Regions from separate parts of the Homo sapiens genome. Here region 1 is linked to region 2. A link is a loop called in an ENCODE intact Hi-C map of the cell type or tissue named here. Cell type or tissue: IMR-90. All regions are shown on one strand. Each heading gives the region's core, and the rest is flanking DNA. Links, peaks and the distances in the headings are about the cores only. Region 1 has its middle 24 kb from the start of LINC01483. Region 2 overlaps KCNJ16 (potassium inwardly rectifying channel subfamily J member 16).

The links. A loop is a pair of places that touch in the nucleus more often than their neighbours do. Peaks named below come from ENCODE experiments on the same cell type or tissue, not always from the same donor. Only the 100,000 strongest peaks of a DNase experiment are listed, where the experiment ranks them.
Region 1: a loop joins it to region 2, with 6 times the contacts of the local background. A loop is called at or near these places in 4 of 110 quality-filtered maps.

Annotation. Positions count from the first base shown.
Region 1 is chr17:69,562,122-69,578,729 of GRCh38, reverse strand. No RefSeq gene overlaps it. Among named protein-coding and RNA genes, the nearest start is that of LINC01483, 24 kb to the left of the region's middle. RefSeq lists an enhancer at 9,133-9,634. In IMR-90, for the core only: a CTCF peak has its summit at 9,521 (motif pointing left); a DNase peak (open chromatin) is centred at 9,489; H3K4me3 peaks cover 218 bases; H3K27ac peaks cover 841 bases.
Region 2 is chr17:70,093,083-70,110,048 of GRCh38, reverse strand. It overlaps KCNJ16 (potassium inwardly rectifying channel subfamily J member 16), which reads right to left. Exons shown (of 4, transcript NM_170741.4): 2 at 9,283-9,391. Among named protein-coding and RNA genes, the nearest start is that of KCNJ16, 26 kb to the right of the region's middle. In IMR-90, for the core only: a CTCF peak has its summit at 8,866 (motif pointing right); no DNase peak of the experiment used is centred there.

The DNA.
Region 1 (16,608 bases), core at 6,711-11,710, 530 kb after region 2:
TAGAGACGGAAGTTTGTTTATTTGTTTTTCTCTTGTAAACACAAAGTAAATCATACCCAGTCAAGTGCCCCTTGCTTAAACTAGCACAATAAATCCAAAGTACCCTAAAGAGGCCATTCTTTTGCAGAGTGCAGAGTTGAGTCCTGCGGGAGAAAACTGCTCTATTTCCTAAGCCTGAGTAACTGGAAATGCCATACATCGCTGCCAGGGAATAAGCAAAGATCCCCTGCCTACTTAAGAGCAGTACAAGCATTCTCCAAGATGTTATGATTTCAAGCAGCATTTGGGAAGCTAGCTTGAATCAAAACTAGACTCTTCCAGAAAGACCCATTCCATAACAACACTTCAAAAACTCATCTTTCCCAGATAAGAAAATTCACTATACATCATCATCAAATTTCCCAAAAAATCCAAGTTATCTCTGTTATAAAGGTCAAAATTCAAGGCCAATCATTCACTCCAAACAGAACTTTTTCAGAGGTCTGAAATTCCCAGATGAGTTAGACCAGACAAGATAAACTCTGCCCTTAGAGATTGCAGGAGAGGGGGGTTTATCTTCAGCAATTTTCCCTTGTAATCTTTGCTCTCAGATATCCTGAACTGAACCCATTATTCTATTTCAAATAGTATCAGTAACCAAAGTCAACAGAGAAAAGATTATTTTTATTGTTTATGAAATACTTAATATTGTATGATATTGAAGGCTTAAACAAAATATCCTTCTTCATGGGTTACTCTATAATAATAATACCACCTGTAATAGCTTCCATTCAGTCCTAAATAAATTCTCCCTTCCTGCTAAACAGGAATATAAAACTTTAAAACCCATGAACAAAATTAACATTTTTAACTAGGTCATTTTAACTAGCCAGTTCTCTATTTATCGAGGATGTTGTGATCTAATCATTATTTCCCATAATAGGTTTTGCTTCTTTAATGATTTTAGTAGGAAAATCAGCCCCTTTTATGGGAGCTAGGATAATACACACATCCCATAACCGGTATCAGCCCTGTCTAAGTCACAAAACAAAAAGGCAACACAGTCATTTAAATCACAAATGAATACTCACATTTAGGCTAGGAAGAATATGTCCTAAGCTTTACCATAAGCTAATGGCCAAACTGTTAAGTCTACATAGATGTTTCTATGAATCTACTGAAAAGTAATGAAAGTATGAATATAGGAGAGGGTTCTCACTGAAGTCTAAAACATAGGTTAAAAGTTTTTTTTCCTTTACCCTTACAGAAAGGAGAGGAAAATCAGAAAAATATTAACATAACGTAACTGTCCTATGGAATAAATGCAGGTGTCCCCTGATGGGAACATAGTTCCCTCAACACTGTAGTTAAGACATTTTCCTCTAAGGCTAAGTAGAAGCAACAACACGGGTCTTACGCGCTTACCCATGCAGAGGCAGAACCAAAAAGTGTGTTCAACCGTCCAAACTCTGCTGGCCAGCCAACCTTAGACATTCGCGGAATATCACTTCTTCACCTGACTGGGTAGAAAATAACTGACATTAAACACCTGGAACCCACAACATTGTTCTCATCTGGCAGGCAGCATCAGAAAAACCTAACTGTCTATTTACAGGAGAATGACCACATATATAGAGTACATCCTACTATAACATGCAATCTGCAGTTTAAAATTAAAAGTGGTTCTGAGTATACTTATACAGAAAGAGCTTCAAGAGATACTTGACATGTTACAAGCACGTTTATGTTTGGGTGTGCAGTGGGATACCATTTACAGAAAGCCCAAATCACAAAAGAGCATAGCTCATCTAGAAGGATAAGTCAATCCAGCAACAGTGCCAGGATTGAGGGTCGGCCACCAACAAGGGCTTTGGGTTTATTTTTATATTTTCACAATGAGAAGTGTTGATGTATCTTTTATGTAAATGCCTTCTGCTCTTCTCTCCTTCCTCCAGCAAGGGTTCTGGCCAGTCATGGTCGTCATGTTTAGTTGCAAGAAGGGCAGCCTCTCATGCAGCAAGCAGCCATGATGGGCCATGTGGCTTACTATGTAGGATACATCACCTGTGTCCATCTTCTTGGGAGATTTCTCCTAGCACTTAGCTCTGGCTTCTTGAAAGTTATTTTATTTTATTTTATTTTATTTTATTTTATTTTATTTTATTTTATTTTATTTTATTTGAGGCGTAGTCTCGCTCTTGTCACCCAGGCTGGAATGCAGTGGCACGATCTCGGCTCACTGCAAGCTCCACCTACCAGGTTCACGCCATTCTCCTGACTCAGCCTCCCGAGTAGCTGGGACTACAGGCACCCGCCACCATGCCCGGCTGATTTTTTTTTTTTTTTTTTTTTGTATTTTTAGTAGAGACGGGGTTTTACCGTGTTAGCCAGGATGGTCTCAATCTCCTGACCTTGTGATCTGCCCGCCTTGGCCTGTCAAAGTGCTGGGATTATAGGCGTGAGCCACCACGCCTGGCCCTTGAAAGCTACTCTTAAACTTTTTAGCTAAATGACAAAAAGTTTTATCTTTTTGACCCCATTGCCTTTCAACTTCTTAGAAAATGCTCCATTTCAATCAAACAAGGTAGTTTGTTGCTCATAGTACTATTTTCCTGCTTAAAGACCTTCCGGAGCCCCTCTGCTCCCTGAAGCTTCCTCTGGTGGTCCTCTGAACCAGTATCTTTTTTCCTGAATTAACAAACTTTTTAGTAGATTTCCAAAGCACTTTAGTGAGTACTGCAGCTCATAAACTAGGATTAAAAACAACAACAACAAAATCTATGCCTTTTTTATTTCCTCCAGTTCGCTAGGCTTCCCCACAGCAGAATGATAGCATCAATAATTTATAATAATTCTCCAAGTAAACTAATCATGCAAACCACACTAATAAAACATTGTAAGCCTAGAACTGTGCTAATGACAACACAGTGGTTACAAAATTAATGATCTCCCTCAACTCTTTATCCAAAAATATCCCACAGCACTTTACGGTTTTAAGATATCAAGAAGCATTTTCCCTCTGCACAAGCAATTTGCTGGCTTCCCCCAGAAAGCACAAATGGCCAGGATAGGAAGTGTATGCTCAAAACTGGAAAATTACAAATATGTGAACCAGCTCTTGAAATTCCCCTTTGCACTGGATTAGAGCCAGGATAACGAGTCTTACACTTCCAGCCATGCATGAAAGATGTTTGGGGCTTTTTCTAATCCAAGACCCAGAGCACTTTTTCATGTTGACTTCCAGGGGACAAGGCACTAAGTGAAAGCATATCTTGCCACATGATTGACTTTTCTATTTTTTCTATTTATTTAAATGTGTCATCACAGCTAACCACATCCTTCATTTTATCCCATCCCATTAAGAAATACGATAAGAGATTTGAGCCCATCATTGGTTTTTTTTAAGTAAGGATTTAAACAGTAGACATGAAACAGAAGGAATAGTCAGAAGGCCTGAAATTGAGCACTATTCAAACACAGGTAAAAAGCATGAAATACCACCAAATCTGACCACCCATCGTACATTCACTTATCAATATGAAAACACTTCATCCACGGTAAAGGGCTTTGAAAATGTAAGTATTATTTTAAAGGCTATTATAAAATGTCCAATGAGGACTTTGAGCTAAGCATATTGTATAGCACTAAATGTAGTGTTGATAGGCACTCGGGATTTTTAAACATCGTTACTCATTGTTATTAAGATGAATAATTAGTGTAGCAGCTGTTGGTGAGCCAAACACTGATCTTTGATATGGACTTACCAGGAAGAAATGCCCATTTTCTCAGCCTCTTTCCTCTCCCCTCCCCTTGGACCCCAAAGCCACACAGGATGAGCAAAGCAGATCATGTGTTTGATGCATTGTATATGTGCAAACCAGACTGTGTACACATCAGTCTTCTTTGAGGAACTTGCACTAAGAGGATGGTAAGGAAGGAGCAAAGCTGACTGTCCGAGTTGACTTCCAATCAGGATATCCCAGCTGGAAGCAAGCCAGCTTCCGCTCCTTTGAATAAAGCAAGAAAGACGTGATCTTTCTTATAAATGAATGAACAATACCATCGGTGTGACCCCTTTTATAGGCTTCAGCCTTCAGTGTGACTCTAAGTCATTTGGTAACAAGTGAATTCCCGAAAAAGACTGGTCTGGCAATAAAGTCTGAATGTTCCAAAAGGCAGAATTAAACTGCCTAGTCATTCCTCTTCAAAAATCCACTTTTAAGTATTTCCTTTAACTTCAATGATTACCCTCAGGAGTAGTGAGAATCTAGGCATCTCATATACTGCTGACAAAAGAATGTGTGGGTGAGACCTCTTGGTGTCTTCGCATTACTTAACAACAAAAGCTTTCAGAATGTCCTTAACCTCTAACATAGAAATCCTGCTTCTAGGAATTTATCCTAAGTAAACATTTGTAACGTCACAAACACTTGGCTACAAGAACAATTTTTATAAAGCAATTTATAAGAAAGAAAAAATGCAAGACATCTTACATACACAGTAGTAATAGCCAGTTACATTCACTATAGTACACTCATATGATCACATATTTTGCAGTTATTAAAGAATGAGTATGCTTATTAAGAGTAATAAGAGCAAATATGTTTTCATTTTGGTAAATTTATATTTGTATTGGTTGTGTGTAGGAGAGAAAGACACACACACACACACACTTTGAGAGTCTAAACCCAAAAAATATAACCAGAGTTATTTCTGAATGCTAAGACTGTGTTTCATCTTTTTCTACTTGCTTATCTACATTTTCCCAATGAATATCTTTTATTTTAATAACAATTTCTTAGTTATGTTAAAAACCTGCAACCCGGAGCAGTACAAGATAGTTTTTGTTTTTGTTTAGTTTGGTTATTGTCATTGTTAATATTTTGTTTCTGGTTCTTATGTATGCTTTTTACTTGTTTGTTTGTTGTTTTAAAGGCAAGGTTATTAAGGTATGTTTAGCTCATGGACAAAAAGAGTTCTCCCAGCACATTTCCAGATTATCCTGCTTCGTATGCCTTTCCCTGCTGACCTGATGAAAGAGTTCTCAACTGCACTGGGGAAGAAAAATAACTTCAGGATGGAGAGTCAGAATAACCCAGATGAGGTTTACAGCCTGGGCAAGGGTGAAGGTTGTTGTGTGGACCCTTATGAACACAACTGAAGTTCCGGACTGGTTGGTAGTTAGCACACACCCTCCAGTTTCCATAATTGTACTTCCTTAGGCCACTGGTGTGAGATCCTTACTCTACCCCTTCTCCATGGGGTCATGAAGTTAATCCTGTTAAAACACATACACAAGATTAAATCATCTTTTCATTTTTCAGACAAGCACATAACACCACCCTGACACTGAGCAGATCATCTCCAGCTCCCTTCATATTATGCTACTGGAGACCAATCTTTATAACCAGAAGAGGAGGAGGAGGAGTTATTCTAACCTGTCGTTTTCTTCCTTTACATCACTTTTTCCTTTTAGGTCATATCCAAAAAAGGAAGGTAAATATATGTTTTAAATCATCTGCAGCAGTGTCTTAAATTATGTCATTTCTTAAAGGAGGAGGAAGAGGGAGTAGAGGAAGAAATAAGAAAGAAAACGGGAAAGAGAGGGAGGGACGTGGAGGAGAGGAGAGGGGAGGGAGGGGAGGGAAGAGGGGAGGAAGAAAGGGGACAGGAGGAGAAGGAAGGAAAGGAGAGGGGAGGGGAGGAGAAGGGAAGGGAAAAAAGGGGATAGGAGGGGAGGGGAGGGGAGACGAAGGGAGGGGAGGAAAAGAACATTAGTGATTATCTTTCTGGTTCCTTTTCTGCTGAAGCTTCACCTGTGAATTCTTTCTATGAGATCCACTACTGGGAAATTCTGGGAGCTCCAGGGAAGAGCTGCACAGCACATTTCTGGCTAAATAAATAAGGTTTTCTATCTTGATTTATTCATTCAGCGAGTACATGTCTCCATGTCAAAGGCTGACCTAAGAATCTTCCTTATAAAAATTCAGCAAGCATATCATTGCATTTTTTTTAATTAAAAGGATTGTGTGACAAGGGAAGCAGTATTCTACAGTTTATCAAGAATGAGTAGAGGAATCACTATACAAAGTATAATTTGTGCCTTTTTTCATATCTGACTATTCTATGTACTTTTTTTTTTTTTTTTTTGAGATGGAGTCTCACTCTGCCACCAGGCTGGAGTGCAGTGGCGCGATCTCAGCTCACTGCAAGCGATTGTCCTGCCTCAGCCTCCTGAGTAGCTGGGATTACAGGCATGCACCACCACACTCGGCTAATTTTTGTATTTTTAGTAAAGACAGCGTTTCACCATGTTAGCCAGGATGGTCTCAATCTCCTGACCTCGTGATCCACCCGCCTCGGCTTCCCAAAGTGCTGGGATTACAGGCATTGAGCCATCGCGTCAGCCTTTCTATGTACTTATTTTGTAGAATTCCTTCTCATCTGCTTAAATAACCATAAGTGATGAGAAATCTACCAAGTATAATATGACTTTTCATTTGCAAGTGTGTACCGCCCCAAGAAACATCATGGCGCCTTCTTCAAAGTACGCAGAGAGTACTCTTCAGATTGTAAGTCTGGCTCAAGAATAAAGAATGGAGAGATGTTCCTAGGCAAGTTGGAGGCTTCTAATCCCCACCCACACACTGCCACACCTTACCCCACATTCTGACACAGTCACCCAGACCCCTTGCTCTGTAGACAGACAAATTCACAGAAAGTCAGTATGTGCCTCAAGGCCCACCCTCAATAAGAACAAACGGGGTCCACTTAGAATTCTCCCCAAACCACAGCAATTTAATATCAAGGGCACCAAAGAGAAAAACAAGACAATTCCCATTTAGGACATAAATGAATACTACTGTTAAATATGATTTTTAAAGTCAACAGATAATTAAGAGGATATTTTAAGAACATTTGCCATTTAGATCTAACCTTTTGAAATTGGTGTCACAGTGGCCAAGTGCCAAGGGGCAGTCTCAGCAGCAGACTATTTACCAAGAGGGATCTTGCTCAGACTCTGTTTTACTCTGTGATGTTCACTGTATTACAGGAGTAAGTGAGGATCTGAGGATAGCTTTTTTTCATCTTGAGGGACCCCAAAGTTTCTATAAAAGAACGTGGGAAAATCCATAGGTACTAAAGGGAGTATCTTCTATCATTTCCATATTGTCAGTTGAAATAAGGAATAAGCATGTATATAGGTCAGCAGGCTTTTTCTTTGTAATTCTCTGCGGTCATCTCTCTTAGGGGCGTAACTACTGCTCTACAATAACAAAGAATTGGTGGATAATTAAGCTGCTTTACACAGAGAGGGTGTTTTTTGTTTTGTTTTCTTTTGTTTGTATGTTTGTATTTTTAATTTAAAAAGTGCATTCACAGCCAGGTGCGGTGGCTCATGTCTGTAATCCCAGCACTTTGGAAGGCCGAGGTGGGCGGATCACCTGAGGTCGGGAGATCGAGACTAGCCTGGCCAACATGATGAAATCCTGACTGTACTAAAAATACAAAAATTAGCTGGGTGTGGTGGCACATGCCTGTAATGCCAGCTACTCGGGAGGCTGAGGCATGAGGATCGCCTGAACCCGGGAAGTAAAGGTTGCAGCAAGCCGAGATCGCGCCACTGCACTCCAGCCTGGGTGACAGAGTGAGACTCTGTCTCAAAAATAATAATAATAAAATAATTAAAAGTGTATTCAGTGTGGTTTCTCAGTGCACATGGTGAGGACATGCTTCTGTAAGCCTGTTAAGTAAGAGTGCCTTCTCCAATTAAACATGCAAAGAAGGGTCTTTCCATTTCCATATTGAGAGAGAGCAAATAGAACAAATTCTATGCACTTAAATGATTATTTCAAGACTTAAAAACCTCGGGAACATTCTGATTCCAGACATCCATATAGCTCTTCACCATAGATGAGTCAACTCATTTCAACAATCACTTGCCCCCATAGACAAGGATGACACTCGATGATGTAGGAGATACACAAATAAGTGCTCATGAGTTTAAGGTATGTTGCCTTGGAGAGATTTTTCCAGGTGAGACTGATTTGGGTTTGAGACATGGGGGTAATACTTGCTTCCTCCATGATTACTAGAAAGTCTTTCCTCTCCTCCGTCCCCACACCCTGGTCTGATTAGTGCATGAGAAGACTCATGCGATCCTGCCTTGTGCTGGCCTAGTGGAACTTCTAACTCATTCCAAGATCTATTAGGTGACTTCAGGTGACTTTAGGAGTTACCAGGAAGAGGGGGAAAAATATGATGGTAGCCTACCTACACAGGTGTGGTTGAAAGTACCTGAGTCTGGGAGTCAGAAAAACGATAGGTTCAAATCCTAGCTTTTCCGTTTTATTTATATTAGGCAATCAGTCCTTTTGAACCTCAACTTCTCACCTATAAAAATGGAGAGAAATAAAACTGGTCTCTCACACTAGTTGTAAGAATTAAATGAAATTACATATAATCATTTAGTTACCAAGAAACAATACTGAGTAATACCACATGCCACTCATGTATGATAGTAATTTTATAACTGTTAATTCAATTCTTATCATATGTCAGCCACTGAGCTGGCATATATTATTTTACTTAATCTTTAAAGCAACCTATAGAATTAGCCTCATCTTACAAGTGAAGAAACTAAGACATCTAAAGGCGAAGAAATCTGCCCGAGCTTGTACAGTTTCACACCAAGAAAGCCTGACAATAAAATCCAGGTTCGACCAGTACCCTGGACTCTTCCCTGTGGAACAGTGCCTGATAATTGATAAGTGATTCATAAGTATTTACTGCTTCTGCAAGAGGGTCTGTTTCTTATTTTTAAAAGTTAAATCTAACTGATACTTTACCTATTGTTATTTGCCCCTGGAATACAGAGAAATCTTTATAGGAGAAGGAGGAAGAGGAATTTACAATCTGCTCCACTGGTAAGTATCATGAGCCACTGACAGGTTTTCGCCCTCCCTGGGTGCAAATCACAGTAGCCCTTCATAAGAAATACTTAGAAAGGGGCCGGGCACGTGGCTCAGGCCTGTAATCCCAGCACTTTGGGAGGCCGAGGCGGATGGATCACCTGAGGTCAGGAGTTCGAGAGCAGCCTGACCAACATGGTGAACCCTCCCCACGACTCTACTAAAAATACAAAAATTAGCTAGGCGTGATGGCGGGTGCCCGTAATCCCAGCTACTCCGGAGGCTGAGGCAGGCGAATCGCTTGAACCCGGGAGGCGGAGCTTGCAGTGAGCTGAGATCGCGCCACTGCACTCCAGCCTGGGTGAGGGAGCGAGACTCCATCTCAAAAAAAAAAAAAAAGAAGAAAAAGAAAAGAAATACTTAGAAAGTTGGTGTCTCATATATTATTCAGTTAGGAAGTATAGCGTCTCCCCTGCCGGCTTCACTGTATTGGTACTAGAAATGCCAGTGTTTGAAGACGGCTCAAACGCCAGGTACTTTAATTCGTTCTTTCGTTTGCCTTCGTAAGACACAGCGAAATGTTCCTGCGTCAGTGGATTCAGGGAATCCTGTGTGTTTTGCTGCCCCCTTGTGGCTATTTTAAATGTCTCTCAAGTGATTTATAACCTGGATTAAAATTTTCCAATTCAAACTCCTCACGGCGGAAGGTTAAGTATGCATTCTTGGTACCATTGCCTTTGATGTAAAACATGCACATACACTAGCACACTGAATTTTAATTTATCTCTGAATGATAGAGTTATGGCTAAATTCTCAACTGCACTTGAAAGAGATCTTTTAATTCAAACTTCCACAAGGTAGGATATTACTTGTCTCCAAAGTTTAATATTGGAGCTTGATCATTCACCATATTACCAACATAAATTGACCCCTGTATACAAAGGGACAGGAGGAAGATTGTAAACTTACCATTGTGTTACCTGCTTCCTAGAAAGATGTTAAACAATTTTAATACTTTAAATTGAGAGAGAAGAGAGAAGACCACACAAGACACAAGATACAGTCATTTTAAAAGGGTTTTTTCATCAATGCTGTGGAGATGCCAGAGATCGCAGCCACAGCTGAGAAGCGGATCAAGAAAGGAAAAAAATAAAACAGGAACCAAACTGATCAAAATATGCCTAACTTTTTAAGAGAAATATTTATTGGATAGTTTAAAATCAAGTTTGTTAATTTAAACATTTATCAACCCCTTCACTCCAGCTTTTCCGCGCTCATCAAAGAATTCCTACATAGGAGCCTTAACATTAAAGGGTTTTTTCCAAGAAATATGAAACAGATAAACTAATATTGTAAGGAACTACAATTATATACTATGAAACAATAATCAAACATTTGAAAAGAACTTTTTGCTGTTCCATTTTCTGTCAAAATTTACTCTCCTCCACTTCCACTTAAGTTAGTAAACTCTAAGTTTTGAAATAAATTGCCTTTGGATTAGCCAAAATGTTATAAAGTATAATTATTAAGGTGTTATATATTAACATACTTCATATATAACATATATGAAGTCTATATAATACCTCATATGCATTATATTATATAATAATATAATATATATCTTATATAGTATATATCATATATAATATAAACTTCCACAATGTAGAATATTTCTTTTCTCCGAAGTTTATTACTATATTATATATTGTTATATATTATATATAATAGCTCACATATAATACATTATATATGAAGTATATATTAATATATATCTATATATTTATGTCGTTATATATTATATATGAAGTATATAAATAATATATTCTATATGTAATATAGTTATATCATATATTATTTATATAACTAGTCTAATATATTAAATATTAAGCATATGTTAATATATTATGTTAAATAATATATATGATTATGATTATTAAATAGTATATTATATATTTAATACATTATAATATAGTATCACATAATATAAATTATTATATAAGGTATATGTGAAGTATATTATATATACCAAGTGTAATATACCTATATATTATATGTTAATTTATTAAGGTATAATTGTAAAACATTTAAGGAATGTAAGGTATATTTAATATGTAGTCAATGCATACAGAGACCTTGTTTTACTTTGTGGAAAAGTTGACACGGATGTTTGGGTATTAACAGGTTACAATCATTTAGTTACCTGGTCTGGATAGGAGATGGGGCACATTACTATAATTTGTAAATATTAGGGTACCCTTTATGAAAATTGCATTTCTTTTGATAGGAGTAAAGCAATAGATTTTATCCTTTAATTTTATTGGTTGCAAGGTTTCACTGCTATGGATCTTCTTGGGAAAATGTGCACACAATCATATACACGCAATTTTGCATTTAATTTTATGAGGCTCACAGCTCCTTAGAAGCCATCCGTGGGTCCTAGACACCCACGGCCACCTTGATCTGAATGCTATCCAGAGCTGTCCATTCAGCACCAGTGAGGCCGCTTGCATTGATGGAAAGAACACAGGTCCACCAGGCTGAGGGAAAGAGTAAAATTTCAGTTCCTATTATGTGGTGATGGGGATGTACAAAGCTGAGCACCTAAAGTGTCATTCTTGGGATGCCATATTCAAATTTCACTCAGGATTTTTTGATGTCAAAACAGTCTGATTTCCCTAGCCATAGGTCCATGAGAATACTGCCTATAGATTTTATTACATAGATATTATTACTGTCAACACTAATGGTACACCAACATAAATGTATCATTTAAAGAATGCACTACACCCTCAGTAAATTATTAAAATCAGGATATGTTACCAAAGGTAATTTTACAATTTGAAAGAGATGCAGTTTTCTGATGAAAAAAGATGGTTATTCCATTTCCTATGAGCTTGATAATTTCTTGCCTCAAAAGACATAATTCCTTTGGGGGTGAAGAGAAGAAATTTGCTGCATTAGCTGAATTGTTGGCGAAGGTTAGAATTATCATCTACCTGATATGAAGCAGATCATGACCATGGAAATACAATGGGAAGAACTGAAGCACAGCTTTTGTGCTGCTCATGTTCACAAATGAGACAGTTGCTTCTAAACCTTCTAGAAGCCATAGTATAAAATATGATTTCCCCTTTTGGATTTTTGCTAACTAATGAAGGATAATGCAGCACTCCACTGGGTTCACTTCTGTAAGGAAAATGAAAATTCATGTTACAGGCCCATGTGTATTATAAATCTTAAAATATTTCCATCTGCTTCTGAAGTTTCCATAAGAGAATGCCTGAAAGTCTTTTACAGATTAACAAGAGAGCACATGTAGAATTTCAGTGGAGGTTTGTCCCACCTCCCCCTGCCTGCCACCTCACACACACCTAGTAAATGTTTGGTATAATTTAGCTCTATTCACATGCAAAAGTTATTACACTTACATTTTCCATAACTTACTCTGACCACAAAACATTCATTCACTAACACCAGACTATCCAGAACACAGACGCTGTTTTCCTGTCTTCATCAGGACAGAATTGCCTTCACAGGTCTTCCAATCTGATGTTAGAAAATGTTGCCATCTCATGAATCACTGTAACTATTTAAAGGAGCTAAACCTAACTGGGTACTTTTTCAGTCCAGAGGCATGATTGCATTTCCAAATAATGGTGGAATCCGTCTTTGACATGGCTCTTAGAGAATGAATTCCTTTCTTTTGCTCCTTTGAATTGAGGCATAAAAGTAGTTCACATGCTCTATAGCTACTGGTTTCAACAAGTGAACCTGATTTTTTGCACTCTACCTGAATGGCATGGACAGTGCTGCCTACAACAACCCCCAAGTTTCAAAGGGAAAAAGACATCGTGCCAGGTGACAGCCCTCACCTTTCACATTTCTTAAGGAGTTCCCAAAAGGGAGGAACACATGGCCAGAGATCTCTTTTTCCCAATCCTCTTGTCCTACACTTTGCATGGAGTCAGTATGGGATCATCCATTCCCTCCAGCTGGGAAATAGAATTTGTTGCCACTGCTACAAGCTCAAGTTTATAGGTTCTGGCTCCTAGCCCCTCAATCCCCTACCTTTCCTTAGTTGGCTCCGCCAGTCCCTTTCACCTTAGGTCTCAGTCTCAGCCTGCCAGTCGTGGCTGTGACTGGCCCCTCTCCACCCCTACATGCTGGGGAGTTGGCCTGTAGCCCTGCTCTCAGACCTGGCGGCCCTACTATCTTGACTGCCGGGCCGCTGGGTTGCCTCTGTCTGGCCCGATGTCCCATGATCTCCTCCACTGCAATTTTTTAAAGTAACTTCAACTTTCATTTTAGAGTCACATGATGCATGTACAAGTTTGTTACATGGGTAGATTCCTTCACCGCCATTTTTATATGAGATCAAGTATAGAGGGAAAAGTTCAGGTCTCCTACTTACTCTTCTCTGTCTCCCTTACGTTGGTTCCCTGGTCTAAGTTTCTATTTGCACACTCTGTCTCAGTCCTGATCAAAATCCAAGTCTCTATTCTGCCTGGCCCTACTCTAACAAAACAAGAGCTCACCCTAAAGCCTGCCCAATTGCTGACGTCCTGGTGATCTTCCCCGATGTCCACTGGAATACTACCTGCCCATCCAACTGAGTCTCCTAATTCTACCCTTTGCAACGCCTCTGCAGTTGAACTGGCTGAGCTGGTCCTGACCCCTTATGGGATTTGGTCCTCAATAATTTGCTCTGGAGTTTGATCCTCAATGATTTGCTCTGCCTTTCTGGATCATCCAGAGTACCAAAGTCCCAGCTTATCCATCTCCCCACATTGGCCCATATAAAACATTGCTTCTCCTGCAAAACGGAAAGCCCAAAAACGTAGTCTCAGGGTCAAGAAAGTGAGAAAACCTTGTCTTTGTTTTAACACAAATCCAAAAGAGACAAGATAGAGAGGTTAGCCCCTCTCTATCTGTCTGGCTCGTCTGTTGACTAGCTGGGTAAACTTGGTTATTGAACCTCCGGGTCTCCTTTTCTCCAGTTGTAGAAAGGGTGTCAGTAACGGTTCTTGCCTTGTTGACAATTTTTTAAGGATTAAATGAAACAATGCTCAGTCATTAATTTTATTGTTGTTTCAGATGTTTCCTTTTAAAGTGAAATGTTATATTTTCTTTTTTTTAATTTTTCATTTTTGAGACAGAGTCTTGCTCTGTCACCCAGGCTGGAGTGCAGTGGCGCGATCTCAGCTCACTGCAGCCTCCACCTCCCAGATTCAAGTGATTCTCCTGCCTCAGCCTCCTGAGTAGCTGGGATTACAGGCATCCGCCACCACGCCCGGCTTATTTTTGCATTTTTAGTAGAGATGAGATTTCACCATGGATGGTCTCAAACTCCTGATCTCAGGTGATCCACCCACCTCTGCCTCCCAAAGTCCTGGGATTACAGGCGTGAGCCACCGCTCCCAACCAAAATGTTATATTTTCTTATTGACATTTTTAATATATTGAAATTATAAAACTGCCATATATTAAAAACTTTTTATAGATTTTGTTGTTCTGCATGTTGCAACACGTGCAGAAATGTGCATAACTGAAACGCACACACAAGGGAACGGTGTTCCATGGTTCCATGATAACTAAGATCATCACCTGCAAAGGGAGGTTTGCCTGCCTGTGACAGGCACGGTGCCAGATTCTTTACTTCTTACAATTTCCACTCCCCTCTCTTCCATACAGTTCTTAATCCTTTCTCTTATTTTAGGTTGAAAACTGAGGCTTAGAACGTTTAAGAAATTTATCCTCGGCCGGGCGCGGTGGCTCACGCCTGTAATCCCAGCACTTTGGGAGGCCGAGGCGGGCAGATCATGAGGTCAGGAAATCGAGACCATCCTGGCTAACACGGTGAAACCGCGTCTCACTAAAAATACAAAAATTAGCCGGGCGCAGTGGCGGGCGCCTGTAGTCCCAGCTACTCCGGAGGCTGAGGCAGGAGAATGGCGGGAACCCGGGAGGCGGAGCTTGCAGTGAGCCGAGATCGCGCCACTGCACTCCAGTCTGGGCGACAGAGCGAGACTCCGCCAAAAAAAAGAAAAAAAAAAGAAAGAAAGAGAGAGAGAGAGAGACAGAGAGAGACCGAGAGACCAAGAGACAGAGAGAGAGAAAGAGAGACAAACAGAGAGAGAAAGGAAGGAAGGAAGGAAGGAATTTATTCTCGACCCCAAAAGCTATTAGGCAGTAGAGCACAGATTCGAACCCAGGTATGGGTGGCGCCAAACACGACACACTTTCTACTGACATATGCTTTGTGCTTTCTCTGAGAATAAAGTTAGCGTATTAGTCCATTTTCATGCTGCTGATAAAGACATACCCAAGACTGGGTAATTTATAAAGAAAAAGATGTTTAATGGACTCACAGTTCCACGTGGCTGGAGAGGCCTCACAATCATAGTGGAAGGTGAAAGGAACGTCTTACATCATGGCAGGCAGGAAAGAATGAAAGCCAAGTGAAAGGAAAGACCCCTTATAAAACCATCAGATCTCGTGAGACTTACTCGCCGTCATGAGAACAGTATGAGGGAAACTGCCCCCGTGATTCAATTACCTCCCACCAGGTCCCTCCTACAACAGGTGGGAATACTGGAGCTACAATTCAAGATGAGATCCGAGTGGGGACACAGCCAAACCGTATCAGTAGAATAGCAAAGTATATATGTCTTTTAAGCCTCAAATCCACATGAAATCCTTTCTCAAGTATTTGATAAATTTGAAAAAAAAAGTTTATTTAAAAATATTTGAGGTCGGACACGGTGGCTCACGCCTGTAATCCCAGCACTTTGGGAGGCCAAGGCAGGTGGAGCACTTGAGGACAGGAGTTCGAGACCAGCGTGGCCAACATGGCGAAACCCCATCTCTACTAAAAATACAAAAAATCAGCCGGGCGTGGTGGTGTGCACCTGCAGTCCCAGCTACTCAGGAGGCTGAGGCAGGAGAATTGCTTGAACCTGGGAGGTGGAGGTTGCAGTGAGCCGAGATTGCACCACTGCACTCCAACCTGGGTGACAAAGGAAGACTCTGTCTCCAAAAAAAAAAAAAAAAAGAAAAAGAAATTATTTGTGTGTATTCAGTATTTAAAGCATAGCCCAGCAATCTATAGTGTTTTAGCATCAGTGGCCTAATCTCTGTTAAAAAAAAAAAAAAAAAAAAAAAAAAAAAAAAAAAAAAAGCAAATATTGAGTCTGCCTCTTTTTCTGATGTATTATATCTCAATCTTAATGAATACCCTGAAAATGTTTTTCAATATACATTGCATTTGCTATTTCAAAAGTGGTTGTCACTGTTTTAATCTCATAATACAGGATTTGCAATAGGAAAAACAAATTAGCCCTATCACTTACATGAGAGGGTGAACAAAGTTTTTAGTGTAATATACAAACTGAAAAATACGAACATTTTTTCGAAACATTGAGATGTGGCTCAAATGTAAGCTCTGACACGTTCAGCCAACAAAAGCCAAGTATTATTGGGCTTGAGGGTCTAAAATACCTTCATACTTAAAATTGCTGGGTTATCTTTCCTTTACATACATATTTGTTTAATCACATTTGTTGCAAAAGGGGTTTGATTAGAGGATAATACTAAGAAAAATGTATTGAGTGACAATGATGTGGCCGACACTAAGTGCTTACACTTACAGATGATATTTTATTTAATTCTTATAAGAATTCTAAAGTAGTTCTTATGATTATCTCCATTTTAAGGAGGA
Region 2 (16,966 bases), core at 6,991-11,990:
AAAGTATGTATTGTCATCACAATGGAGAACTGTTTAAGTAGAAGCAGTGCCTTCCCCTTTGAAGAGGGTATATCTCCTGACATTGTAGGTGCAGATGGCCAGGTTTCTGGGTCTTTTAGCCTTGGGAGATCCTTGCTGATGGAATACAGCTTTCACAGCTCCATGCTAGCAGATTGTGGGGCTGGGAGCTGAGAGGATCATCCCAGTGGCAGGGAGCAGTTATTTAGGGAGAAGATAGTAAATCTTCAACTAAGTATTATTAGATCTGACACATGTGGATTCAAAGGCAATGTAGTGGCCAGACTTCTAAGGTCGAAAGCCAAGAGTTTAGGATTGCCCACTGGAGTGTGGCATTTTCTGTTCTTGGGACGCATCCAGCTATGACTGTGAAAGGACGGAAATTCAGTTGAGCTGCTGGAACAGGGAGTAAAGAGGGGCAGGGCTTATTTAATCAGCTTAACAGGCCCCCAGTGAGAGAACAGGGGGAAGAGAAAGAGGGGAAAACCCAGTGTTGGGGAAGTTAGGAAAAGGGATAATAGGCAGTATGTAGATATTTATGTAGCTAAGAAGTCTGCATCAAATAGGTATGGCAAAAAAAAGTAACAGATCCAGATATGGAGCTGGGGTTTAGGACCTCCAAACTGAGAGAGGATAATCAGATAACAATTATCAGCCAGAGAGAAACACTTCTTACATGCCAGGCATTTTATGCCCATGAAATATGTTTAATTCTCCCAGTTACCCTGAGAACAAGGGATCAATATTATCCCCTTTTTAAAGATAAAGAATTGAATCTTAACTAGTTTGGGATATTTATTCAGGGTCACAGGATAATACATGTTGGGGAAAAAAAGCCATGAGAAATTTATCTCATTTTATTACTAAAGTTTTAAGCCTTAATAATAAAAGGAACTGTTGGACATGGAATCAGAGTGATGGTGGCTATTTGGACCTGAACTCAGGAAAAGACAACACTCAGTCACTAGGACTGGAGCACAGGTTCAGAGCAGAACTCACTGCAAGAAATGCTCGCTAAGTCACCTGAGATGAGTTTTAGAGCCACTCACTTAGGAGTTCTAGGAATGACCCATCCCACGGCCCAGAGCAGAAGGACGTGCGTGTGGAATCAAATGCCCTCAGCTCTAGGGATTGGAGAAACTCACAAGCAGGGAAATTTAGGCAACTGATTATACTAAACAGTTATCAATGTCAAGCTCAGAGGGCTAGCAAAAACGGGCAAGGAGAAAGGGAGGGAGGAAGGTGAATGGGGTTAAAAATATATCTTTCCCAGAAAATCAAGGCAAAGATTCAACAAAAATAGTTTTCTAGCCACAGAGAATTCCCAGTGGAAGTAGTGAATGCTGGTTTATTGGGAGATATTTCACATCTGAAATGTAATGTTTGATTCCTGGTACCTCTTTTGTTTAATAGAGGTCACTATAGTGATGAAGGAGTGGAACAGGACCCTCCTTCAAAAGTGACAGTGGTAGAAGAAGCCACTGGGACACGGCCACTTTAAAGCAGATATGTTGATGTGGTCATTTATAGATATCAACATGCAAAATGACTGATTTGTCTTTTAAACTATGCACACACAAAAGAATGTCCCTAGCCTTAACTTTCATCTTGACCCTCATTACCCCTCATGTCAGCCCATCCCAACATACCTTCCCTGACCTCAACTGCGTGACTGACCAGCAGAGATTGGGCTCACCAGACGGGCAAGGCCCAGGGTGGAATGTGGATGTCTGAAATCAGGAAAAAGAAAAAACAGAGAAGAAACTATTAAAGGTGATATATACTCGCATATTCAAAGCTTTTATTGAACACCAGCTATGTTCCCTGTACTGTGATCTAGGTATGCTGAGATAGTCAAAACATGGCCCTGGCTGCAATTGGTTCACACCCTTGAATGCAGTTACGAATACTCTGTATTCATGCAGTAGAGACAGGGGCCCTGCTCTATGGTGCTACAAAGGGCGGGGCTAGAATCTGCTTATGAATTTTACAGGGATGTAGATTTAATGTCTGTATCATGAAGAATGTTTTTATTGTTAGTACCTTACAACAGAAGCAATCTACTGAGTGTTAACTCTGAATTTGGATAATCAACTTGAAGAATTTAAGGAAGAGCTTCATGAGTTTGCTAGGTGGTTGAACTAGAAAACTCTGAAGTTCTCTTTTAACATTAGTATTTAAAGGTTTTATGTTATGCCATTTTCTTATTAACTGGTAAATAGCACTCCAATTTTATGAGATAAACAGTGGTGAAAGTCTTTCCAAGAAGATTGGAAATAAACAGTGTCAGACTTCATCTTCTCAGTAAAGTCAAAAGACTTGAGTCTTCTAATTTTTTTTTTAAAAAAATTGTGAGCCATATTTGTCATGCCAACAGGACAGATCATCCTGACCCATGTTTTGGTACTGTCTGTGCCTTTGCTCATTGCATTGACTTCTTAATTTTAGCTGACCTGTTTTCATTTTCATTCTGTAATTCTGCATAGGGCTCAAAGAAAACAAAACACTCAGACTGGATCAAGGATCTTCTAAGCAACAATGAAAAAAAAATACAACTCAGCAGAATGGCTACAAGGGTAGTCTCTAAGGATAGATGTTTCTGTTTCTTACTCTTGTGTTTCAGGGTGCCCCTGAATCTACTGTGATGTTGGGTGTGTTGCATCTTGAAGGTGACCCAAGCTCAGGTTTTGATGATATGGCTTATTAGGTTCTTATCATGACTTGTGATTCCAGATGAATTATTAAGTGATGCAAACAAAACAGTACCTTTACTTTCATCACTTAGATTTGATTTTTGAGTCAGTCTAGTTTCTGTTTGAATCTCGTCTCCAACATTTGCCTATGTGAACTCAGAGCAGTTATTTTACCTCTGTGTTCTCTGTCTTTTTAAAAGGACAATTATAAGAATTTAACCAGATAGCATTGTAAAATACTAGGTATCTCATAAATGTCAGTAGTTTTTGCCTGAAGCCTAAGCTCTCAAGCAAAATAGGAACTTCTGCTTTGGCTGATTTGAGGCAGCTACTGTAACAATGGTAGAAGAAACCATCAGGAAAAAGCCACTTTAAAGCAGATATTCTGAGGCCTATTAAGGGGGTGGCCTATTAAGAGGCCACCTCTTAATAAAGATCAAAATGAACATTATTCGTCTCTGTTAAACTATGCACGCACAAAAGAATGTCTCTTGCCATAACTTTCTTCTCGACCCCCATGACTCCTCATGCCAGCCCATCCCAACATACCTTCCCTCACCTCAGCTGCATGGCTGACCTGCAGAGATTGGGCTTACCAGACAGGCAAGGTCCAGGGTGGAATGTGGATGTCTGAAAGCTGAAGATTAAATATTGCAGGTCAGAAAACCATGGCAGAAGCAGGTCAGGGCTGGTATTAGTTGTCAGAGGCAGCTTTGATATTGCAACTGTATCCCATCTTCCTCATCACAAAATTGCAATTGGCTTGTGTTTTCTTAACTTGAGAGCAAAACATGTATCTTTGGAATTGCACCACTTGGTATATTACTGAGAGCTTAGCTATTAACCCCCTATCACTCTCTCTATCAGTTTCTCTCCTCTCTAAAATGGAGCTAACAATAATTGTCTCCATTTACTCTGTGCTCCTTGTGTGTCAGGTACACAATTATCAAATGAAATTAAATAATATCTAAGATATAGATACTAGTAAAGGCTTTTGAAAAGGAGGCAGAGAGAAGCTTAGTAATTTGGGGGAAGGTCACACTGCCAATGCGTAGCCAATTTGGTCTCTACCTTGCAGATTGTAGACTTTCAGAACTTCTAATCTTTTTTAAAAAAAATAATTTTGAGCCATATTTGTCAGGCCAACGAGACAGATCATCCTGACTCATGTTTTGGTATTATCTGTGCCTTTACTCCTTGCATTGACTTCTTAATTTTAGCTGACCTGTTTTCATTTTCATTTTGTAATTCTGCATATGGCTCAATGATAACAAAACACTCAGACTGGATCAAGGATTTTCTGAGCAACAATTAGAAAAAATACCCGCACTCCATCTGAATTCTCAGGATTATTTCAAGATTCATGGGAAATTTTTTAAAAGGCAGGGGAGGGATTTTAAACAGAAAAGCTTAACATGTTTCATAAGTAAGTCATTTATGGCTAAACCCATGGCCAGGCATCTATACTGTCTTAGAATTTTCACATGGATAAGCTGCCTTCCTTCAACTTGTGCCACTTCTTCTAGTGAAATGGAAACCTGAAGGCATGGAATGTAGTAGGTGTTATTTACTCCATAGCAACAGTCCAGATTACAAATTGAAAGAAAGCAATGAGCAGAAGAAAAACATTAAAAGTTCGAAAGCCCCGTGCTTTTATACTTAGTCAGATTTCAATGCTTGAAGGGCTTATTATTTATTGAAGTTACCTTTTAGCAGTTGTTTTTCTAAAGAGTCTTTACGGCATTTCTGTCTATATTTTTAGTTGTGAAGATGTAATTCCAAATTGATGTCAACGTATTTTATTACACAGTTTCAAATTTGCGATGCTACTTTGCTGTCACTTTGCAACAGTGGAAGAGTGACAAAGACATACAAAAAAGATGGTTTTATGAATGACTGTTTTCCACAGGAAATGAAAGATTCACCTCTTCCACGTTGCTCCACGTCAGTAAGTTATGTCAGCTGGCTAAGTCATCATCCTTTTAGTCTCCCTCTGTCTCTGAATGTTACTTCCCTTAATGGATCTGCAAATGGCACTGACATTTTTAATCTGTTTGGCTCAGCATTCCCCAGAGATATATGAGAGAAAGAAAACCTATTCCCAGCCATAGAGCATGCCTCCATAAAGCATGACTGCTGAGCCAAAAAAAGCATCATAAAGATGCATATTAGCGGGGATACATGCAAAAAGGATGAGCTTAAAAGAGCCGACAAGCAATTAGTTCAAGCTTGGAACACTTTTAATCCACAACACGATCTTACCTTAGTGAAAGATGATGAAGTGCAGATCTGAACCCCATGTCCTTTTCATCTTGTAAGAGCACCGTAGCTGAGCATCTCAGGGCCCTTTTCTCTTGGCCCTGTTAGTACCCTTCTGAAGCTGTCAGCACCTACCGCCATGGAGATGAGAAACCCCACAGGAGAATCTCTCTCTTCTTTGCCTTTCCGGATACATTCACCACAGACAAAGGCCACTGAGTTCTCAGCTTCGCTCTAGTGAATCGACACTTTCTTTAACTGGTTCCCATGCCTACGCATAGTAGATAGTCTTGCCAATGGTGGCGGACAGAAAACAAGAACCAAGAATAGCCTTCTTCCATGCCTATTTACATCTTTGTTTTCTGATCAAACCTCTGGAAGCTTATATAATAATAAAAATCTTTCCATATCACAAAAGTGGCCACACATTACCCCTAAATTTCTTATTGTCCTGGAAGGCTGCATTTTCTCTTACTGACACCTCTAGGTCTTGTACAACCTCTTCCAAGTGTGTGCTTCTTAAGTGTAGGTGCTCTGTGATTGTGACAGCAAAGATTTTTCTATGCAAATGCACACTTTGTCTGACTATGTAACCCTATACCTATGGCAAACAGCATCTTGCCCAACATCATTTCATTTGGGTTTCAAGGAAGCGTATGCCCCCAGAAAGACTATCAGCCACCTCAGTAGTGACTCCAAGGACAAAGTTTAGATGTTCTTTCAACATGCTGGTCTTGTTTTGCTGTTTGTTCATTTGCTTCCTCTAAATTTCAGATTAGAGAGGGAGCAAGTTTCTTGTAAAGAAGCATTACTTGCCAGGTGCAGTGGCTCATTCCTGTAATTCCAGCACTTTGAGGGGCTGAGGCAGGAGGATGGTTTCAGCTCAGAAGTTTAAGACCAACCTGGGCAATGTAGTGAAACCTCATCTCTACTAAAAATAAAAAATAAATTAGCTGGGCACAGTAGCATGTGCCTGTAGTCCCAGCTATCTGGGATGCTGAGGTAGGAGGATCGCCTGGGATGCTGAGGTGGGAGGATCACTTGAACCCAGGAGATCGAGGCTGCAAGTTTGCTAGGATGACACCACTGAACTCCAGCCCAGGTGACAGAATGAAATCCTGTCTCAAAAAAAAAAAAAAAAGATAATAAAATAAAAATGAACCATTACCCAATAAATAGCACAGTAAATACTTGTGCTGTTTACTCAGATAATGGAGCTGGTAGAAAAGGAGTTTTGGAGTGAGGAAATCAATAATTGGTGTTTTATTGTGCAAAATTTGATATGCTTTCTGACAGCCAAATGAACATGTCAAGGAGACAATATATTAGTCTGGAGCTCAGGGGAGAATTTCAGAATGGAAATATAAGATTGGAAGTTATCAGTGTACATAGAGTAATTGCAACCATGAACATGGATGAAACAATACAAGAGTCAGAGTAGTTAGAAAGGAGAAGGATTCCAATGACGAAGGCCTGGGACAGCCTAATTTAAGTCTGGGAAAATGAGGAGGCTATAACTAAGAAGACTGAGAAAAAGAATTGCTTGAAGTAGGAGGAAAAATTGTGACATGTGATACGAAGTAAAGAAAGTGTTACAAGCAAAAGGCAGTGTGGTCGGGCATAGTGTCTCACCCCTGTAATCCTAGCACTTTGGGAGACTAAGGCGAGAGGATTGCTTGAGCCCAGGAGTTCGTGACCAGCCTGGGCAAAATAGTGAGACGCTGTCTTGACAAAAAAATATATATATATGTGTGTGTATATATATATATATATATATATATACACACACACATATATGCATATTATATACACATATACACATAAATATATATATACACATAAATATATAATACACATATATATACACAAAAATATATATACACATATATATTTATATACACATAAATATATATTAAATAAATTATATATATTATATACACATATAAATATATATATTAAATATATATATATAATATACATAAGCTGGATGATGGTGCACACATGTAGTCCCAGCTACTTGAGTGCCTAAGGTGGCAGGATCACTTGAGCCCAGGAGGTCAAGGCTACAGTGAGCCCTGGTCATGCCACTGCCCTCCAGCCAGAGCGGCAGAGTGAGACCCTGTCTCAAAAAAAAGGAAAGGAAAAAGAAAAAGTCAGTGATCATGTGTGTTAGATATTAACAATCAGTCAGGATAAGGACAAGAATTGACCATTGGATTTAGCAGTGTGATGTCACTGGTGACCTTGATGAAAGATGTCACAACAGAGTTTTGGAGATAAATGCCTGATTTGACTAGGGACGAGTAAAAACGGTGACAGGAAGTGTTGAAAGCATGCAGAAAGCCTACAGAGAGTTCCGCTGTCAAATGGGGTAGAAAAATGTGGTGATGGATGGGAAAGGATGTGGAGGTCCAAGTGGGGTTAATTTTTCAGGGAAATGGTTATTTGTTTTGTTTTAATTTTTCACATAAGATTTTGCCAACTGATTTTTTTAGTTAAGTAAATGTCCTGCAATTACTCTTGTGTGTCATTGCTATTAAAAATAACTACTTGTGCAGGTAGCGGTGGCTCACGCCTGTAATCCTAGCTCTTTGGGAGGCTGAGGCGGGCAGATCACGAGGTCAGGAGTTGGAGACCAGCCTGGCCAATATGGTGAAACCCCGTCTCTACTAAAGATACAAAAATTAGCCAGGCGTGGTGGCGCATGCCTGTAGTCCCAGCTACTCGGGAGGCTGAGACAGAAGAATTGCTTGAACCGGGGAGGCAGAGGTTGTAGTGAACTAAGATTGTGCCACTGCACTCCAGCCTGGGCAACAGAGAGAGACTCCATCTCAAAAAAAAAAAAAAAAAAAAAAAAAAAAAAGTACTTTTGGTGAACAAGAAGAAAGAAGAAGGTGTCCTGATTGGTCTCGTAGTTTCATTGTAAAATCATGGGGAGAGAATGGAATACTATTTTGAATCAGCCACTGGGTCCTTTGTGCATGTGATGTTACTAACCACTGGCTTCAACTAATCAGGTGAAAATGAATAATTCAATCAACTCTTTTCCATCTTTTTCTCTCATTTTTTCCACATCATGTAAAATACTTCACTTAATTCTTAAATCATTGCTTTTATAATCATATAAAACAACATAAACTATAGAAAATATAAATTCTGTGATAATACTTTTCAGTAAACGTTAACTAAAATGTCCTAAAATCCACAATTTAATTGTAATCTAATTCTAAATTACTTGTTCACTAAGAACATTGCTTGGTGTACAGTGAATGCTTAATACTTAAATCTTTAAAAAAATGGATGAGTGGCTAAATAACATAACACTAAAGAAATCTGCAAGTATTGGTAGCGGGCACCTGTAATCCCAGCTACTCGGGAAGCTGAGGCAGGAGAATTGTTTGAACCTGGGAGGTGGAGTTTGCAGTGAGCTGAGATGGTGCCACTGCACTCCAGCCTGGGTGACAGAGCGAGACTCTTTCTCAAAAAAAAAGAAATCTGCAATTATAATCGTTTATCTCAAGAATGATATTAGCATTAAGGCTATGTTATAGGTCTGAGTCTTTTACAAATCAAAAGCAAACATGAAACACCAGATGGTTAAATTGAGTCTACTTAACCTAGCAGATTGATATGTTAATGTAGCTAGAGACAGATAGATATAATTTTTATATACATATAGTTTTCATATAGCTTTTGCAGTACTATTGAGAAAGTACCTAAATTGTTCTGAACGGAATCATTTTAAATGCACAGAATATCCTAGATCTGGGTTTCTCAACCTCAATATTTAGGGCCAGAAAATTCTTTGTTGTGGGAAGATGACCTGTGGTTATGGCATTTAGTTTAACAGCATCCCTAAACTCTTCCCACTAGATGCCAGTATGACCCCAAACCCCAGTAGAGACATCCAAAAATGTGACCAGACATTGCCAGATGTCCCTTGGTGAGCAAAGTCACTCCAGGTTGAAAATCATTCTCTAGACTCAAATAACCAAGTAGACAAGTTTTATTCTTAGTTAGCAGAATGTATAATAGACTGTGGATTCACAAAATATATAAATAGCATTTCTTTCCTAAAATACAGTGAAGGTGAATGATTTAAGGAGGCAGTAAACGTGTAAAATGTGAACAAAAGGAAGCAATGTTTGTAACACCGAATTTGCTCTGTAGCAAAGTTTATGAAAATATAAACGTATAAGTAGAAAGCTGGACTTCTGGAAAAATGCGTAGGGATAAAGCACATTTTCATGGAGGAAGGAGTGCAAGTATTGGTTTTTCGGAGAATCATGTTAAAATTGGTTTAATTTCTTACCTTTAAAGTGAGAGGCAACACAGCAGTTAAGAATTGAGATAAAGTGCCAGTCTGCCAGTTAGAATCCTGTGTCTCACTATTTTAACACTCTGTGCCTCAATCCCCCATTCTGTAAAAGGAAGATAATAGAAATATATTAGCTCTTAGCAGAAGTAAATGAATTCATATTTGTAAAGCACTTAAAACAGTACCAGGCAAAAATAAATGTCATCTAAGTGTTTGTTAAGTCTGATTGGGAGAATATAAAGAAAGGTGTACATAGTTTGGTGAGTGAGAGTAATGTTTTTCGGGTGGTGAAAAGACAAACAGAAAATAAGAAGTACTGGAGTAAATTCCAGTACTGAAGACACGGGCAGAGAAGTATCAGGTAAGATGGAAGATCCACAAATGAAAGGCGTTGATCTTGGAGAAAAGCTGTACCACTATTCTTCTGATAGTCCGTATAATAATCAAACTAATCCAGTAATTTGAAATAGAGAAAACAATTGTCTGACTTATATGTAATACCACGTAGGCATTAGGAAATGAATACAATTTTTAAGTTTTACCGATTTTTCTTATCCAACTGAAAATTTTAAGTTGTTCTGTACAGCCTCAGCCCCTGCTGAAATCCTGCCTTCAGATAGACCCAAACAAACTTCACAGGTGCCATTTTTGCCGGCCTGAGGGCTTCCTGTTATTCTAACTGCCTGGTTACCATAGGATATAGAGGAAGTGTCTGAAGTTCTCACTGCTAAACGGACTTTCCTCCTGTAGATCTCTCACACTACTTATGATTCTAAAGTTATTTGAATCCCTCTGATGTATTTTCCTTTCTTTGACCAAACCGTGCTGAAGTGAAATTGATTATCCTAATAGATTTCAAAATCTGAAATCACAAATAAATCAGTGATGGGTTGGCTAACATGTAGTTCCTCTCAAATTAGTGATCATCATATCATTTTAAAACTTAACAGTGAGGCTTAATAAGGATTTTGGTTTGGGTCACTTTTTTGTGTGAATTTGAGCGAATTATTTTTTTCTTCTCCTTGTATCTACTCCCAAACACACATAGCACCAGGCAAAGACCCTCTGAGGATTGCCAAAATGACTGAGTGAAGAAATGCCATGAGAAAGATTCAACCCACAATATGAATCATGAGAAAGGCATTAACACCCAAGCATTTATTGCCCCAGCTCCTCCACAACACCCCTCAAGATGGCTGTCCGTCTCTACTTGACTGTTTTCGTGGACTAAGACCTCATTCACCCCTAAATGCATTCTATTCCTATTTTATGATGACTAGACCTTACCCATGAGGAAGTCCTTCCTTAAACTCAGATAAAAATGTGTCTCCCTATAGCTTTCACAAGATCTTCCTGTCCTCATGCTGTCCCCTGAAGCTCTGCAAAACAAGTCTCGTACTACTTCCAGGAGCCTGTTCTTCACATAAAGATAAACATTTTGTAGTTGCTTCTTTACCTTCTAACCCAGTCTTCATTTCTTGCAGTGAAAAATCTCCATTATATTATTTTCCTTGATATCTATAGTGATTGTTGAATCTGTCACTTTTGACAGAGAAAAGGGTGGGGACAAAAGTGAAAATCATGGGTCAGAAGTACAACTGGCATCAATCAATACTGCTGTGATATATGGTCAACTTATTCATAGGAAGCAGAGTGCTGGTGCATTTTAACTGCCTCTCTGGAGGAAATCAAAGGACTGATTTGTAGAGTTTTTCATTTCTGTGGTGTAAATACTCCACGCATGGCTGATGTCAGGTCACTGATATGAGGCTTCAGAATGTGGATTTGATAAGAGGTGTAAACAGTTAGCTCTTGTGAGCTAGTGGGAGCTGGCTCAGGCACTTAGAATTTGCTCAACACCTGGTTGTTCTTTGAATGTCTTTAAAAAATGTTATATATTTTAATTCATAATTATTGAGGTGCCGTTTGACCAGCCCCATATCAGTCCAGATTCTGTTCAAAATTCTACTTCAAAGGTTCCATTCCACTCAAAATTCAACTTCAAAGCTACTATGAGTGGAGGAAATACATAAAGTCATAGAAAAAGCTTCTAGCTTCTAATATTTGAGTCAGAAAAAAATTAATCTTCGATGACAGTGCTAGAAATAAAATTGGGGAAAGCCCGTATATCAGTGTACATTATAATTTAATAATATCTATATGCACACACACACGTAATACAATTATTATATGCCACTAGGCCATAAAGGTTTTTTTTTTTTTTAATCAAAGGGAAAAGAAAGAAGATTTCAACTGCTGTCTTGTTAAGAGGCATATGGCAAAAATGATTTATCTTAAATTTTTAAATTGTTTTCCTATAACTCAGCATTTAAGTCCTTATGATAAATTAATAAAATGTTATGAATATTCAAGTTAGAACTGTACTCATGAATAAAATTATTTTTATGTTTAGCCTTTTCCACACTTGATTGACTCCTAAATTCTTCAAAGCACGAATATGTTTGCTTTTGTTCTCCAGTGAATCCATTCTGCAGTAGTTACTTGTTGAGTCACATTTCCCCAAGGGTGCAATTTACACCCTTACTCTATTCATACTGAACCAAACTCGTTGAGACAAACTGTGTTCACACTGAATGAGAGTTACTAGGAAAATTTTTTTTAAATTATTACTTGGCTGCATCCTGGGATCTAAAATGGGGAGAAGTATGAGGTAGAGCTGGAGTGGTAAGCAGCATCTGGTAATTCATGTTAAAGAATTTGTATTATTCTAGGAAAGCATTAAAGAGCTTTGATCAGGAGACTAACACAATCTGATTAGCATAAAGATAAAACACTGAAGATCTGTATTTAAGATTCTGGCTCTAGTGTTGAGAACAGATTGGTCAGACAAGTGAGGAGGAGGTCATAACCTAGGAAACAGATTCAAGAGGGACTTGGAAGTCAGAATCAACAATAATTAGAAATCCATAATGAAGGAAAGAGAAGAAAATGGAGGTGAAGGAGCAGAGTAGAAGGATGGGAAAGAGTCAAGGTTCTTTGCAAGGAAAGAGTGGATACAGATGCAATCAGGTCTATGGATGGTAGACAAGAAGTTTGTGATTTTATTTTCCCTGTTAAATAGGGGTAGTGGGTAAAGGAGACAAGAGTAGAGATTTGAAGAGAACAGAAAATATTTGAAATAGTCACTGTAGAAAAATTGAAAACTATGCTATATGGGGCTGCGATGAGGGCCTGTTCTTAGTCACATTTCCTTGAGAATCTAATAGAATATGTATGTTTTTAAAAAGCATTCCTGGTGCTCCTGATGGAGCTCTTATTTCTCCATCCTCCTGCTCCTGACCTCCTCCTCTAATTTCTACTGAAACTCACCAAACAATATAAACACTTTTTGATTTAAAATTTTTAATAAGGTAACTCATTCCATTCTTGGTTCCTAGTTAGACCCCTAAATGGCCTTTCTAACAAAAACAGTGACATTCTCACAAAATATTTGCTCCAAAAATGTTTGCTAGAAACTTCCCAGGACAAATCCTGACAAGAGTGGGGAGACGGGGGCGCATGGGTTGTGCCATTGACATGTCCTTTGTGTGGATCCCCGTAATGCAGTGAACGAACAAACCTCCCAGTGAGGTCATGTCTCGTTTGGGGTTGAACGGCTAACTCTGTATCTGTGATCACATTAACAAAAGTGCACATAAAATGCCCAGGAATTTTTCCTTTGTGTGATTATGAAATAAAACTTACACAATATCGTGTCTGCAAAATGAGCATTTCACCATGGAGATTTCTTTGATTGTAATAGGGTTCAAAAGAGAATAGAGAAAATTTAATATGTTAGGACATGTTACCTCTTCAGTTGGCTGTGTCACGTACCTTTCTGCACTTCTGAAGTATCATATTTTAAATGTAGGTTGGTCTACACTCTAAACAATAAAGTTTATATCCAAAAACCCTGACCAAGTTACTAGCTGTAACTTGCTTTACCAGTAGAAGCTGTTGAGAACACTGAGGCAGAAACTCTAATATCCATTCACGCTCGCTCTGAGATGCTTGATTCTCAATAAAGGAGAAGGTTGTTATCACCTGATTATGAAGAGAATGACTTAATTCTTCACCCCACTTAATGTACATATTGTCACATCAATAGTACAAAAGATTGTTAATTTAGAAATATAGGCACCTATTATGATGTAATAATAATGATAGTTATTATTTATTGAATAAGCATTACATATTGGAACTTTGGTAATTGTCTTACAGAAATTATCCTTTAATTCTCAAACAACTTTAGAAGGTAGGTGCTAATGTTACTATAAAAATTTTTAAATAAATTAAAAATTAAATAAGTTCATAATACTTTTCCATGCTTACAAGTTGAATAAAAGGTATTGGCAGAATTTCAATGGAAACAATCTTATATGAGAGACCACATATTTCTCAGTGAATAAGGGCAAAATGGACCTAAGAAAATAGAGCCAATTTGAACTATCCACAGGCAAATGTCATATGACCTCTAAGTAGTTCCACAAAGAAAACAACCACCCAAATCAGACTGTATGCAGGACACTCACAAGCAGTGAGGCTTTTGCTGAAATGGACTGGAAAAAGGATTGAGTAGGCTGGGTGCGGTGGCTCATGCCTGTAATCCCAGCACTTTGGGAGACCCAGGTGGGCGGATCACGAGGTCAGGAGATCAAGACCATCCTGGCTAACACAGCGAAACCCCGTCTCTACTCAAAAATACAAAAAATTAGCCAGACATGGTGGTGGGCGCCTGTAGTCCCAGCTACTCGGGAGGCTGAGGCAGGAGAATGGTGTGAACCCGGGAGGCGGAGCTTGCAGTGAGCCGAGATAGTGCCACTGCACTACAGCCTGGGTGACAGAGCAAGACTCCATCTCAAAAAAAAAAAAAAAAAAAAAAAAAAAAAAGGATTAAGTAATATAAAATGCCAAATTATCACAGATTTGAGCTAGATCAAAGGGATCTTGACCCAAGTTTGAATCAGTTTCAACATTTTTTTTGGTACCACATTTGATATCCAGTGGCCCTAAATGATTTCCTAAATCTGGGCAGGGCTAATCTTGCCATTTAAAAGATTCTGTATAGAGATCCTAATAAAGATTGTGGAAATAAACAACGATCATCTGAACCAGAACAAGCAGAAATTATTTATCCAGAGCTTGCAAGGAAGACAGGCACGATCACTTTTGTTTGCCAGAGACTCACAGGCAGGCAGAGGAGTGGAAAATCTTTATAGTAGAAAGAGTAGAAAAGCTTCACGTTTGCCCTGATCAAAAGCTGTTGGCTGAGGAAGCTGGAGGTAGGCTATGTGGAAGCCGGGCTTCCTCTATAAATGGTTTGAGGAGCACATTTTCTTTTTCTGGTTGGTTCTAGGTTAGAAGTGAAGGCAAGCATAAGGAAAGCTGAGAGTCATTGACCAAGTTCTGACCATTTTGGGCCAAATGGCTACAAAGGTTATGATTGGGCTTCCTGGGCTGGTTCCTGCAGAGATTATGGTCAAAGTTGTTTTGTCTTACATGGTCTGGCCAGTATTTATTTGTATATTCAGCATCTCAAGATAAAAAACATAGTATGGTGGTAAATGCTACGTGGGACAGCAGCTTTACACAAACATGTTTCTTAAGCCTATAGCCCACACCAATACTTATAAATTGAGCTATTTGTGAATTAAACAAACAAAAGTAAATTATTCATATGCTCACATAAGTTGAATCAAGAAAATAATATCTAATTGCTTTTTTTTAGGGAAGCTTGGTTTTCTTAGAAGTCTGTCTGTTAGCCAATATATGAAAGGTTGATTGATTTAATTATAATTGAATCTGTCTGAACTTAATAAAACCTACTGTGACAAATGCTCAGTGATGACTGGTGATGATTTTCTGTGGACAAATTCTACGGCCTTGCAAGATAGGATTTGGAGAGCAAGAGTTCCTGCCGTTTCTCAGGACTGGTTAACTCTAGCCAGTAAGATGTGTCATGTTCTTGGAAACATGATTTGCCTACAGTGCAATTTACTTTCAAGTGTAATTCTATGTAGCGTCCTAAATTGTTTCAAACCTGCGGGGGACAGTGGTATAATAAATTTCAGCCCTATCAAATCTACCACCTCGAATTTGTTTAATCACAAAAAATTAAGAAAATATATGTTATTCCCCCCACCTTTCACCTCATTGACTAATAAATAAGTGCAATGGATGGTTACAATAATTTAAATACCTCACCTTCCCATCCTTTCATTCTAGATAATCTCTGTAGATAAAATACATACTTTTATTAATTGTTAGCAGTTCAAGTTCTTTCAACTTTTACAATTTCTCAAATTTCTAATTGCAACACTTACTACTGTTTTCTTCATGTAGATGTTTTCTCTTGTAGAAAGATACAATTGATATTCCCACCTTTCCAACTTCCCTTACCCTCCAAAGCTTGAAACTATTGCTATTCCTGCCATGAAAATAAAGACCTAAAGACAGTCTTGGCCAAAATAGTTGAGACAGTTATTCCATGGAGACAATTCTTGAAGGTTACTTTTATTTTCACTTTGAGTTTTTCCAAAGCCTTAAGTAAATGCAAATGTCACAATTGTTATTTCTCTTTAGGCTGTGAATTCTGGAAAATATAAAGGAAGCTTCAGAACACAGGGCTGTCTGGGGCACAAGAGACATTATGGAAGAAAACCTGAGTCATGAGCCATTGCATCAATACCAAATCGCAATTTAAACCAAGTTTATAGGATAAATATTTTTGACAATGCTTCATGTCTTTCACCTTTCCTAATCCATCATTAATTATTCCCCTTATTTGCCCTTTTTATTTGTTTTTTTTTTCCTTACTCCTTGTGAAACATGTTCTATTTTTTGTTATCTGTACTAAGATCGCCTGCTTGCTGACACCTAACCATATTCCAATAGTTATGGCAAATTACAGAATAATTGGCCAAGCCTCTTGAAAAGAATGAAAGATTTAAATAATAAGTAGAAAAATAAGTGCTTCCATGTGGTATTATCTTACCTCCCAATAATGGCCATAAGAAACTAAAAGCACAGTAAAAGAAAGAATTATTAGTAAGAAAATGAAAACAAAGCCCTCCTTCATTTCACTATGTTTCTCTACCCTTTTATAAGGAAAGCATGGAATCTCCTGGAGTCTCTCATTTTCTTGTCATCACTATCTATTATGGGTTAAATTGTGTCCCAGAAAAAGAAATTTTGAAGTTCTAACTCCTAGTACCTGCAAATGAGACCTGATTTGGAAATAGGGTCTTTGCAGATGTAATCAAGTTATGATAAAGTCATTAGAGTGGGCCCGGATCCAATACGACTGGTGTCCTTACAGGAGATCTGGACACAGACACACACACACAGAAGAATTCAGGTGAAGATGAATTGCACTGCTACAAGGAAGGAAAGCCCGGGGCTAGCAGAAGCTAAAAGTGGAAAGGGGACATTCTCCCTTAGAGGCTTCAGAAGGAGCAAGGCCCTCCCAACACTACACCTTGGCTCAGACTTCTAGCCTCTTGAACTGTGAGAAAATACATTTCTGTTGTTTTATGCCACCCAGTTTGCAATGCTTTGTCAAAGCAGCCTTAGACAAATAATACTATAGAGCATCCACACTTGCGTCCAAAAGGTTATTTCACCTTTTTCAGATTTTCTTCCATTTCTTCCTTTCTGAGGAATCTTTTACTAACTTTCA